Regions from separate parts of the Mus musculus genome. Here region 1 is linked to region 2. The links are chromatin loops, found by intact Hi-C in ENCODE. Cell type or tissue: gastrocnemius. All regions are shown on one strand.

Region 1 (2,500 bases), 330 kb after region 2:
ATAACTACCCAGGGAGTTTTTTTAAAAGTTCACTGTCTTGGTTTTTTGAGTCTCCCAGCTAAGTATAAAAACCTCTTCCATCTGCTTGATTTTCAGGGAAGAAGACTGCGTTTTGGCTCCCACAAACAACACATGAATAACAGTTTCACCATAACTGTTGTTACTATTTCCACTGCCATCCGTTTTCGATACAGCTCCTAATTCAGGGGCAACAAAGACATTATTACTAAGGAGTCTACCCCTGTGCACTTCCTGTAGAAGACTAGAGGAAGCATTTTTCCCTCTCCCATCTCACAGCAGGTAAATAAAGGCATGGCCATTCACACTCTCATCTTCCTTTGGGGCCTTGCCAACTGTCTTGGCACTCTCTGCTGAGGCCAGAGAAATGCAGTACAAGGCATAGCCTCGGAGCCATTGTGATAGTAGTCAATGTGGCTGAAGATAAAATAAAATGAGCCACCTCTGAATTTGTGTGGTTTTGTGTGTAACTATGCAGATTAGACAGCGCTGTGTGAAAAAGTATCCACATCTATGGCTGGAAAAATAGCTAAACTCGTGCAGTGGTGGGTACATGAAATGACTTCAAGTTAGGACCCAAACATCTATGACCAAAATGTACTAAGTGTCTGAACGTGAGGAGTTAAGCAAAAAATATTTGTATCCAACGTACCCCTGACCTTATATCAAAGAAACAGAATTTATCCCCTAAAATACCTATATGCAAGAGTCATAGTATCTAGTTTGGTAAAGTCCTATTTGGTTCCTGGGTCTTCTCTAACTGTTCATTTTTGCTAAAGGGTTCCATTAAAAACAAATTTCATGGGTCTTCAAGTTGTCCTAAAAAAAGCAACATCAAATAAGATAAGTGGTCTGTTTACAGCTTCCTCGGACCAATCAGTCATGTACCCTGATCTCTTCCATTTTGGAATGGAAAAAAACAACAAACAAACAAACTTGGAAACCTTAATCATCTTCCACTTGTTCATTCCAACCGAGACCTGACTATGCATCAAATCCAGACTTAAGCCTTTATTCCTAGCGTTTAAAAGGAACATCAGGGAACAAGCTGACAGAGTATCCTGGCCACACTTCTGCAGCAGTGCATTCTCCCAGGACTGGCTCCCCTAACAATAGCAGTCCTCATGGACTGCAGCGCCCTCAAAGGCAGGCAGGGAAACCTGATTACCTACAGTGATTCACCAGTGTGTTTCCTTCCTTAAGTGCTGTTTTCCTTTAAGTTGTGAGCTAGAGACTATCGTGCATGTTATCAGAACAAGAGATCAGAATCTTCAAATTGCACTTGCCAGAGCTCAGTGAAAAATGAGATTACCACCAGGGTGTGCTGGGAGATGTCCCAAAGGTTGCCTGGCTTCCAACACATTTTTTATTTTTTTTTCCTTCCACTACAGTTGCCTGTCTTCCTTTTATACAGTATCTCTATAAATCCAAATGTCTTCGTTTAAAATGATGGCACTTGTTGTCATACACTGCGAGTTCTCTTATGTTGACAAAGTGAACCAAACGGAACACATCAGCAAATTGAGCATACTTCTGGCCACCTGAAAAGTGCACCTGCCTTGCATGTCTTCAAAAATAGTCCTCAACCAGATAATGATACTGACATTTTCATGCTGTAAGACAGAAAGGGATGAGGCTTTCTGCTTTCTCAAATATACCTGGCACTACCAAAATATCCCATTTTCTGTCTCTCACCCCATCCATATATGTGCCCTATACCTCAAGAATTCATAGCAGAAGTTTCCTATCCTACCTAGGTATGGGAGTTTTGTACCATCTCACCTATACCTGGAGATATGGTAAAAACTATTAAATTTCACCATTTAATGTGAGAGATCAGAATCCTGTTTAGATTTAACTTTAAAATGAAAGTAAAAGTTTTTCTCTGCTATGAAAGCTTTACAAAGCAGGCACGCTTCCTTTGAATGAAGTACAAATAGCCCCAGTCTAAGGTACAATAATGACTGGAAAGTATTTCGCTAATGTGACAAACACAAGGACCAGGGTTCTTAGAAACATTTATTTTTAAGTCTTTGAGCCGCTGAGCACAGGACTGGCTGCCAGAGAGAATCTCTTCAAATCACAGTGAGTATAGGCACTAGTGAGCAATACACACTTCCATTCAGATAATATCGCAACCCTAAGTCCCTGATTAAGAAAGGGAAGTTCGATGCAGCGCCTTAAGAAAGAGCCTTTCCAGGATTCGAGACTGTGTTATTGCAGCCCAGCGTCGGGGAGTTCTCACCCAGAGCAAGTCTGTCTAGCACTGAAGTGAAAAGGGAGAGAGAAGTTAAGTGGCAAGGGGAAGAGAAAGGTGCTTTGAGCACTTGAACTTCAGACTGGAAGAACTTGCTGCAGGCAATCTTGCTGAGAAGGTGGGGCCTCTAGGAGTGGAGAAAGGCAAAGCTACACCTTTACAGGGAACCGAGAAGGGCTCTACTTGCTAGAGCCAAGGCAGACATGCTTTCTTGGCGTTTCCCAA
Region 2 (2,500 bases):
GGAAGCTTACCTGCACACCGTTAAGTGAGGCCACCCCCATATACAGGAACACACCATACAGCACAGGCATCGGGATAAACTGGGAAGTAAACCAGTGGAAACCGGTTACAAACAACAGCGAAAAGAATTAGGAAGGGGAATAACTTAAATAAAGGCTACATCTGAAACTAAAGCACAGCATAACAGAGCAACCTCAAATGAGTGCTTTTAACTCGTCAATTGATAAGATTCTAAGCCCAGCAGTAGAAATAAATAAAGATAGAGGGAACATTCAAATAAACTTCATTTTTTTTGTTTCTTCTTTTTAAAGAATGGGCACACATGACCTCAATAATACTTTTTTTTTTTTAAATGGGGAAACTGTTTTGGCTTTCCTTTGCTCTTAAAAGCAATAGACTATGCAACCCAGATGTCTGCGTGGGATAGGAGGTACATGCAGAGGTAGCAAATGGCCTCACTCTGGATCCAAGATCCTTTTGTAACAGGCTGTTGGTTTTGTCCTTACTAATTTTGCCAAATGATCTATCAGTTCGGAGGGTAAATGCCTCTTCCAGTAAAGGAAACATCAACTGACCACCCCTTTGTCTTCTAGGGACTCTAAGAATACAAACTAATGGGAGCACGGTTTGGAAGGAGCAGGACGCATCTGGGAGCAATTAATTACACATACGGATAAGGATAATGCAAGCCTTTCAAAACTCAATTAATATGTTATGCATTATTTAGTAAAACGCCCTTTACACCAACACGAAGGTTTTTTTTTTGTTTGTTTGTTTGTTTGTTTTTTAGCAATGAGAAGTTCTAATCCAACATGTACACTTTACTTTCCCCTGAACCGGTAAAATGCAAGCAAATCACATTTGAGAATCAATATTCTAATTCCGAGAAGTCTTCTGTCTGGATGACAAAGGTATCAGCCTTGGGTTTGAAAAGAAGTTCAAGCAACTGAAGGACAAAACTAAAATACTAAAATAGAAAAGTAATTAGGGCCAGTCAGCAAATCCACATGCAGTAGACCATTTTAACCAGAAGGCGAAATATTCCTTAAAGAGCAGAACTTTAAAACTACGGCATGTATTTAATGAAGCACCATTTGTAGACCCATCTTACTGCAATTGCCTGATGCTGCTGTGCCTCGGACCTTCTGACCACACTAAAGAACTAGTGAATTCTAAAATAGACTGCCTCTGTCTCCAGTTGGTACTGGTGACTCACAGGAATGCTTAAGTTTCAATGGAGAAAATACACATCTATGAACTAACTGTCAAAGGTTTTCTCTAGAAGGGACTAACAATTGCATCGTAATGAACTTTACCCATGAGCTCAGAAAAGACCAAAAACTAAAAGGAACTGAATGCTTGAAGTGGGCAGGAGGGCAGGGCTGTAGTACCCAGCAGTGGCCACAGAGGGGTAGACATATCCCACCCAGGCCACTGGTGCTCAAACACAAGCCCCCATTTCTCTTAGCATGTGAGTGCTGATGTGACTTACAACTCTTTATGTGCATTTTCCAATAATAAATACATAAGACCAGCAAAGGATCAAATTTCCATCTCTGATTCATTTCTAAGGTATCTCTTTCCTCTCAACATGTTGTGATTTCTTTTCCATTTATTGTGTACATTCAAGCATGAGAAAGGGGTGCAGGAAAGAACAGTTGATTCGTGGAGAGCTACCTGGGTTTCCTCAGTGTTTTCTTTTTGATCTGGGTAAAGCATATCTCTGGATTAGAAGTGTCAGAAGAGTCTATCCTTCCCTGAGCTTAACTAATGATTTTTTTTTTTTTTTTGTAGTGTGTTTCTACTACTATAGCAGAGGAACACTGTGCCGGAACACTGTGCCTGGGGCCTTCTTAGATCAATTCTCTGAACTATGTTAACAAATTTCACCTGATCTATGACACAGAATGGCATGGATGGATGTAAGGAAGAAAATAACTGGGTATAGGAAGGGGTGTGTGTGTGTGTATGCACACATATGCATATATATATATATATATATGTATATATATATATGTATATATATATGTCAGTTGGAAGAAAATAGTACATAGAAGAAAATCTGTGAAGTTGACATTTCTGATCAGCTTCAACATAATACAAATGCTTATGATATTCTCATTTTCTTCACAACAATACGTATCAATACAAATCCTAGAATGAAACTCCTAACAAACCTGACAGAGTTGTTGGGGTAGAGGGTATATTTTATAGAACTTAGTTCACAGATCCTGTCAGAAGGTCAATGTGTAAAAATTATACTAGAACTACATATCAAAACAAAGTTGTCAAAGGAAGAAGAAGAAGGCTTGTAAAACGGAGAGCCACCCAGGATGTGGGAGTTCATGCTTGTTCTCTTAGCACTTAGGGGGCTGAGGCAGGAGGACTGCCATGAGTATATGAGTTCAAGGCCATCCTAGGCTAATGTGTGACAATATAAATAAATAATGAATTCTACCAAAAAAAAGTCTCTAAAAAAATGAGATCCCATGTTATAGTGG

Evidence for each region. Peaks named below come from ENCODE experiments on the same cell type or tissue, not always from the same donor. Only the 100,000 strongest peaks of a DNase experiment are listed, where the experiment ranks them.
Region 1: it touches region 2 in a loop (10-fold over the local background); 15 of 42 quality-filtered maps call a loop at or near these places.

Annotation. Positions count from the first base shown.
Region 1 is chr5:88,888,192-88,890,691 of GRCm38, reverse strand. All of the region lies in intron 1 of Slc4a4 (solute carrier family 4 (anion exchanger), member 4), which reads right to left. Among named protein-coding and RNA genes, the nearest start is that of Slc4a4, 2.2 kb to the right of the region's middle. In gastrocnemius, a CTCF peak has its summit at 1,158; a DNase peak (open chromatin) is centred at 353; H3K4me3 peaks cover 962 bases; H3K27ac peaks cover 48 bases.
Region 2 is chr5:89,220,775-89,223,274 of GRCm38, reverse strand. Slc4a4 (solute carrier family 4 (anion exchanger), member 4) reads right to left here. Exons shown (of 27, transcript NM_001359211.1): 22 at 11-79. It overlaps Gm35855 (a long non-coding RNA gene), which reads left to right. Exons shown (of 3, transcript XR_003955749.1): 2 at 593-910; 3 at 1,794-1,949. Among named protein-coding and RNA genes, the nearest start is that of Gm35855, 3.8 kb to the left of the region's middle. In gastrocnemius, a CTCF peak has its summit at 1,409; a DNase peak (open chromatin) is centred at 1,408.